Linked DNA regions of Homo sapiens: region 2 is linked to region 1. A link is a contact called in ENCODE Hi-C or POLR2A ChIA-PET data. All regions are on one chromosome and are shown on one strand. The core of a region is the stretch at or near the end of the contact, and the rest is flanking DNA. Distances in the headings are between cores, read along the strand shown. Region 1 overlaps CENPP (centromere protein P). Region 2 overlaps CENPP (centromere protein P).

Region 1 (3,808 bases), core at 725-3,224:
TCCTGACCTCAAGCGATCCGCCTACCTTGGCCTCCCAAAATGCTGGGATTACAGGCATGAGCCACTGTGCCTGGCTCTATTCTTTCAATTAGCAGTAGTTTTTGTGTAAGCTAAGTGTATCTGTAGTACCCCCGCACATGGCAGGTGCCCAGTGAATAATCGTTCTTTCTCTTCTCAACGGGGCATATCCTGACCCCCACTCTCCCCAAATGAACTGAAGCTGGAATGAAAGGGACTGACCAGAAGATTCCATCAAACCTCATTTTGTTAGCCCTATATACAAAGTATTATTTGTCAACCCAAGTATCTGGTTAGCTAGCTGGAAAATGCTCTCCTTTTTTCAAGTCTTGATGAAATATTTCCCTTCTATATTAGCAATAAAGACGGATGAAGATAATTGAAACATCTTTATGAATAGCAATAATAGTTTCCATGACTGAATTTATTTTGATAACAGAATCTATTTTGAATTTTAAAATAAATAAACTAGGGAGCAGAAAAATAATTCTTCTAAACTGAGAAGGTTCTAATTTCTTGAATTTTGATTAATTGAGCTTAATTGTATTTATGGAATGATTATGTGGACCCTCCAGTATGTAAGGTAAAGGTTCTGTCCTCAAAGACATTATTTGCTAATTTAGAGCAGATCCATCATACATACAAAAATCACTAGAAAAATAGCTGGTGCAACGTGCCAGCGAATCTAGAATAGGTTGTACAAAGTTGGAAGAGAATAATCTCTGGGAGAGGACTTGTAGAAGTTGAGGGAACTGTTGTGTCCCTTAGGAAATGGGGAAGGTGGGTAACCAGAGAGAAGATTGAAGTGTAGCCTCTAGGATAAAACGAGCAGAGGTGTGAATTTGGCAGAAGCTCAGTAACTGCTGACAAATGTTAGCACACTTTTGTACCGGAATTTCTGTTCCCACCCTGTCTTCAAACAGGTCTCCCCTCTTCCCCACATAATATTATGCAGTAGAACTTCCTGAACGAATAGGAAAGAAGACATTTTCATCCTGTCCACATGATAACTTGTTGGGTCTGGTAAGGACCCTCAGGATACCTGCATCCTTTCATCTTGCCACAGGGGGTAATACTGACTGGATTATGCCATGCAGGCAGTCAGCTTTCACAGGTTAGTGAATTCTGAATGTCAAGGGGATTTGAAGGAATAGTTATTTAAGTTGAGAGATTTGATTCCAATTTAAATTTCTAAAGATTCCTTTTGGCTTTGAAAGAATCTTGAAAACTCATGAGAAGTTAAACCTTTACTTTTAAGATACACTTTGAAATTTAAATAGAATTTTGCAGTGTAGGAAAGACTTTTGGTGTGAACATAAAGAATGGCCATGTCAGGAGATGTGGCCTGGAACAGCAGCTCCCTCCTCCAGCCCTGTAGGCTGTCCTCCTCTCCTCCCTCTACCTTCCTCTTTTCCTTGTCTTCACTCTCCTTTACTGGATGTTATCTTCCAGCAGATGAAAGGGATTTTATATGTTTAACTTATTGGGTAGCATTTGCATTTTTTGTTGTTTTTCTAAAATGGGAAGGTAAATGTAACATTTTTGGTTTCTTGTAGAAAAACATCCACCTCCTTTAAAGCTACACTGAGGTGTTTTTTTGGATTTGTATAGTTCTGAATTAAACTGTTGTTTTCCTGGATAGAAAAGTTATTTTTCCTCTTTTACTTTAGATGATCTTTAGGTGACCTAAGTGAAAGGTCACCTCTTGATTAATAATAACAGCTTTACTGTGTCTTTTAAATTATCTGTATATGTTTGTTTTATTGATCTTCTGGATCAGGTGAGTAGATTAGAGGGGGTCGTGATGAAGTTGCTGCTTTAACTCATGGATACTGAAAGACGGAGCTGTTGGAAAGTAAAAATATGTTGTTAATCATAGGGGTTATTTTTGGCCCAGTTAGTCATCAAAGCAAAGAGAGCATGTGCCCTTGTTGGGAATAAGGAAAGCAAGACTTTGAGCAAGAGTTCCAAGAAAGGCAATCCTATGCAGCTAATCATCAGACAGGGAGCTTGGAAGTAATGGGTTAGAACACTGGTCATCTGGCAGACTTAAGGAGCATTCTACTTGAGGTGCTAGCCTTGGGTCACACAAAGCCATGATAAAGAGCACAGTGCTCATCTTGGTAATGATTATGTCACAGGTGGTCACTTCCTACGTGCTGGATGTTGTCCTCAGACCTTTCTGTGTATTGGCCCATTAGTCTTCACAGTACACCTGGGAAGAAGCTGGGTACAAAATGCCTTGCCTTGAATGGCATGTCCATTCCTGCCAGAGCCAGGGGCTGCCCAGTCTGGGCTCATAGGCTTCACCTCAAACTGTGGCTAAATGCCTGGGGACAGGGTCTCTTGCCCCATCTATCTTTCTCTGCTTTCTTCTGTATAGAATTCTCTACCTCTAACAGGTACTGCACAGAATGACAGGTATAAATGAGTAAATGTCAGGAAAGAGAAGGAAAACTAAAAGTTCATTGCTTCTTAATGTTTATTCTTAGTGGAGTAAAAAAAATTGTGGCTTAATTCTGTCAGGAAAAAGGCACTACATATGGCATTTTATGTGTGTGTAGACTATATTGACCAGATTTACTGGTGCAAAGATTTCTAGTTGCAGTGTATACTGCACAGTTTACAATATTAGATTGAATCGTTATTGAAAGGTGACAACTTTAAAATACCATATCTTAGATAAAGTAAATACAAACCTTTAGGAACTGAGGTCAGTTTTGCTTCTGCAATTCTGATATGGAACACCGTCACCCCTTCAAATGCCCCTGGCTCTATCCCATTATTATCAAGAGGGTTTGCACTCATTTCTGTCAGGGGAGAATGACATGACTTAGCACACATAGGTTGTATATAAAGGAAACTCACAGTGCAGAGAGACACATCCCAAGAATGAATATCCCAAGAAGCGTGAGCTTCATCCTTTAGGCTCATTTTCACTCGGTATATCTGCTTCTGTCTATCTACTGTCCTTTCTGTCAGCATCAGAAAAATACGGCTTTGTATTATGTAAACTGGAATATATGAGAAGTTCACTATTTTTCACTTTGAATTACCATATCAGTGACATTTTCACTCTCCTCCAACCATGAGCACAATTAAGGTTTTGTTATTGTAATAGTGCATCAAAAAAGATCATCCTTCATATAATCCAAAATGTTTATGTTTTTCTGTGTACATTTTTGTGTCTTAAACTTTTTTTAAATTGTAAGTCAATTAGAAATTGTTGTTTTGTTAGCAGAAATATAACCTTGAAGAAATGCCAGTAAGTGAGGCCAGGCACTTGGTTGAATTAAATGAATAAATGAATTAGTATCTTGGTTATGAATTTTGAATGGATATTATAGGGAGATGGCATGGTTATATGATAGGTGTCAGAAATAAAATCAGGTAGAGTTTTAAATATAAGACAAAAAATTCCTCACATCGATAATCTTAAAGCAGATAACCAAATGTTAGGTGCACATTCCAAATAATATCCAAACTAATTTTGTGTATTATATTTGAGTAGCTTATGCAATACATTAAAAATACTACCTTTAAATTAAATAATAAGTTATATTTTATTAGGGTCTGGTCAGAAACAGAAACCACGCTAAGTGTTTCAAAGGAGGTTCTTTTTTTTTTTTTTGAGATGGAGTTTCATTCTGTCACCCAGGCTGGAGTGCAGTGGCGCAATCTCGGCTCACTGCAACCCCTGCCTCCTGGGTTCAAGCAATTCTCCTGCCTAAGCCTCCCGAGTAGCTGAGATTACAGGCACCTGTCACCACACCCGGCTAATTTTTGTATT
Region 2 (3,808 bases), core at 758-3,257, 42 kb after region 1:
ATCATGTGGTCTAGGAGAAACGGAGCTTAGTAAGGAAACCTGGGTTCCCACGGGGTCTGCCAGTATGTATAGACTCTCTGGACCTCAGTGTTCTTTTTGGCAGGCAGGGTGGGGTGTGGTTTGTAGAGACAGGGTCTCTCTGTGTTGCCCAGGCTGGAGTGTAGTGGTACGATCCTAGCTTACTGCAGCCTCAAACTCCTGGGCTCAAGTGATCCTCCACCTCAGCCTCCTGAGCAGCTACGACTACAGGTGTGCACCACCATGACTGGCTATTTTTTTTTAATATATCTTTTAGAGACAAGGTCTCACTATGTTGCCCAGGCTACTCTCAAACTCCTGGCCTCAAGCCATCTTCCTGCCTCAGCCTCCCAGAGTGCTGGGATTACTGGCGTGAGCCACTGCACGGTCCACCTCAGTGTTTTTAACGCAGGAAATGAGGGGTGTTGACATTCATCAGCCAAAGACCCCCAGGAGCACATCCTGCAGCAAGGAGACCACACATCTGGGGACCTGTGGGGCATCTCTAGAGGATAATGAAGCAAGGCTGGGGTTTGGGGCCTGGAGTTAGTCACAGGACAGTTTTGGTAGGAACTGGGTGAAAACTTGTAAGCTACAGAGTTGCTGAAACAGTCAGAGGCCTTCTTTGTACAACACTTGTATCCATGCAAGTTACTGTTAGGTCAGAGTGTCTGTGGTTTTGCCTGGAATTTGTGAGTGGACACTCTGTTACGGTTAATACCTGTTTGAGCTTCTGTGATAAGCGTCACATTTCTAGATTGGGGCAGTTTACACTGTCTTGAGAGTCAGAGTACCTCATGGAAGTTGTGGTTTCATTTAAATTCTCAATTCATTTCTCCCATTTCCCCCAAGAGCTATCAGAAGTACCATTTTTCACTGTATCAGGTGTCTCTACTAGTAATTATAATTTCGATTCAGAATTTTGTATTGCTTGAAGAAAAAACAATGCTTAAATTACAGGAAATTCTGTATACAGCATGAAACTAGAGTTTAATTTACATCACAATAGTCTTAAAATATATTTTGTTGTAGTGTACCATATTTCAAATATAATACATTTAAAACACTAAAAAAATATATTGTTACCTCAATAGAACCAGGAAGACCCTGCGGTATAATTCTAAATTTATTTTTTCCCAGACGCAAGTAGGCTAGGCTCTTCAAAGGTTTGAAAGCTAAAGGATTGACATTGGCTTCACTGAGATTGTTTCCTTCCAATTCTAAGGTGACCAACTGATTTAAGTCTATAAAAAATAAAAGTATTAGAATATTAGGATAATTGAAAAACCATGCAAATTTTTGTAGCCTTTTGAAATGTCATGTGAAATGGCCGGTTTATTTGGAGGGCAAATACAGTTTTTTTTAAACCTTTGTATCCTCCTATAAAACCTTTTCTTAAGTACTTTGTACATCCCAGATGCTCAATTCAACCAGAACTAAATGCATGGTCCAGTAGTGAGGCAGACCTGAAAAAAATCATTGAAATGCTAGGTGCTAACAATATGTGTAAGGAACAGAAGCAAGAGAGAAGAGAGGGAGGGAGATAGGAAAGAGAGGCAGAGGAGTTTCCATAGAAATTGTGGTGGCTGAACAGGGATTTGGAATTCAGGTAGGAAAGGAATAGAAAGTTGTGGACAGTCATTGGAAACATTGCAAAGACATAGATGTATGAAGTGGCAGCATAATAGGCAATGGGGTGGGTAGAAGTTTAATGCAATGAATGATTTCTTTTTCTAGGACACAGAAAAGAACACTTTCCCTGGCTCACCCTCAGTCTCTGAACAAGGGAGTCAGAAGTAAACCAGAACAGTGAATTCCCATCATAGTTACTCACTTGTTGGCACAGAGTGCAGCCAAATGGAAGCTTTGAAAGAATGATGATCAAAAATTCTCCATGCATTCAGATTGAACTAGCAAGAAAGGCCTTTATACAAACAAATTTTTTCTACTTTGTTTCTACTAGTCTCAGGAGTGGTATGATCCAGGTCAAATGGAAGTTCTGTGCTGCAAAATGGACAGCTCAGCAATGATAATACCCAAAGGCATCTGAGTCAGAGGCTCAGGGTGTGGCCAAAATTCCCAGATTAGGGGATGTTTTCTATTCAACCCCCTTCATGGGCATTGCACCGAATGCCATGTGGGACTCCGTTCTGCTCTTAGGCAACAGCAAAGACGGTTGCATCAGGAATAGAAATAATAAATGCTGGAAGATTAAAAGAAGAAAAAGCAGTGTAGATGTGAGTGGTATGAAAGTGCCAGGCTCCTACAGACAGAAAGATTTAGATAGAAGTAGGAGGAACTTCCAAGCTGAAATAGCCAGCTGAGCACATGTAGGTGAAAGACCATGTGGGTTTGCTCAGGGAGAGAGGAGACTAGCCCTGGAGTGGCTGTGCACAGTGGAGTGAAGGTTGGTGCTCAGAGAGAAGTACACTGGGAGGGCCTTTTTTTACATTTTTTAAATTTTATTTTATTTTATTTAGAGACAGAGTCTTGCTCTGTCACCCAGGCTGGAGTGCAATAGCGTGGTCTTGGCTCACTGCAACCTCCGCCTCCCGGGTTCAAGCAATTCTCCTGCCTCAGCCTCCCGAGTATCTGGCATTGCAGGCCCCCACCACCACACTCAGCTAATTCTGGGAGGGCCTTTGCACCCTGGACAACAACGTCTGGCTCTCATTCTCTAGGCAGCAAGATGGGGATGGCAGGACAAGGGCCACATTTTACAAAGGTTAACCTGGTGGTGGTGCTCAGGATTAATGGAAGTGCTGAGCAACAGGAAGTAGCCAGGCCAGCCAGTAAATTGGGATAAGTGGTTATATTTCCTCATATTCTCTTTCATTTCCAAAACTAAAGGTACTGAGAATCTGACATCTTTCTCTAGTACATAGGTGAAGTTTTGAAATGCAGTGGAAGTTTTTCATTGAAAAATAGATAACAGAAATGAACTAGTGGCCATTACATGACTGAGAGAAAAAGAGAGAAACAGTGCAAATTCAGGACACTGTGTTTTCTTTTGCAATTATTCTCTGGTATATATAGGAAATAGGAGGTAACAGGAAATAGGATGGAGCTAGAGAACGTTTCTTGTAGGTGAGACTTGAGGTGGATGTTGAAAGGATTCATGGACAGGAAACAGGAAGTCTTCCATGGTGGGTGGTACCATGACAGGCTGTGGACATGGCAGGTGCCTCGATGTTCCTGGCAGGCAGCATCACATGGTCATCCACTAGAGCAGCCTCCAGGGCTCCTGATTTAGTTGTTTCAGTCATTAGTGACAACAAAAATGCTTTTAAAGCGTGCCTGGTTTTCCTCAGCTGTCCCTCCCTCCACCTTTCACACCTCTCTCTCAATTGTAAGTCCTTCCCTTTCTCCATAACACGTGTGCACATCTCAGGTGGACTCTGCTCCTCCTGCAGGTAAATTCCCTGCCCTTCAGCAAGGTGTGTGCAGCCCCTTGTGCTGCTCTTTGCTTGCCTTTCACCTTCACCGTGCCTGCTTGCAGCTCCCACAGTATCCCAAATTGTCTCATTTATTTGCATCTTTGTGCTGTTTTCTCTCCCTGGAGTGCCCTCCTTCCCCCTCTCTGGAGCTATAATCTGAAAGGTCATGAGTGAGGAGCCACCCCAAGAGAGATGACGGGAGAGCAGTGGGCCACCTGCTTCCACACAGAAGCAGGGTGCCCTCACAGCACTCCTGGCAGCCAGCCTGACCATCCACAGCATCAGGACTCCCAGCCAGGGGGAGCCCAGCACCCGAGGGGCCAGTACTGCAGTAGCTCTTAGAACTCAGCCCA

The links. Hi-C counts contacts between places; a loop is a spot of excess contacts on that map. ChIA-PET counts read pairs that join two places held with the same protein, here RNA polymerase II (POLR2A). Pooled maps may share reads with other maps.
Region 2: a map of ascending aorta shows a loop between it and region 1 (3-fold over the local background). The contact joins two enhancer-like sites. A Hi-C loop is called at or near these places in 3 of 168 maps with a recorded cell type or tissue (PC-3, ascending aorta and sigmoid colon), 1 of 37 single-sample maps with no recorded cell type and 4 of 50 pooled maps. POLR2A ChIA-PET finds 5 or more read pairs at or near these places in 7 of 52 experiments (AG04450, BJ, HEK293 and 4 more).

What each region holds. Positions count from the first base shown.
Region 1 is chr9:92,462,202-92,466,009 of GRCh38, forward strand. The region is part of intron 5 of CENPP (centromere protein P); the gene reads left to right. ASPN (asporin) reads right to left here. Exons shown (of 8, transcript NM_017680.6): 5 at 2,718-2,828. Among named protein-coding and RNA genes, the nearest start is that of ASPN, 18 kb to the right of the region's middle. Within about 2 kb of position 1,975, at least 2 of the 41 ENCODE cell types and tissues checked have a DNase peak (open chromatin) inside an H3K27ac peak, as active enhancers do; they include ascending aorta, where a contact is called at or near this core.
Region 2 is chr9:92,504,429-92,508,236 of GRCh38, forward strand. All of the region lies in intron 5 of CENPP (centromere protein P), which reads left to right. ECM2 (extracellular matrix protein 2) reads right to left here. Exons shown (of 10, transcript NM_001393.4): 7 at 1,105-1,262. Among named protein-coding and RNA genes, the nearest start is that of MIR4670, 22 kb to the right of the region's middle. Within about 2 kb of position 2,008, at least 10 of the 41 ENCODE cell types and tissues checked have a DNase peak (open chromatin) inside an H3K27ac peak, as active enhancers do; they include ascending aorta, where a contact is called at or near this core.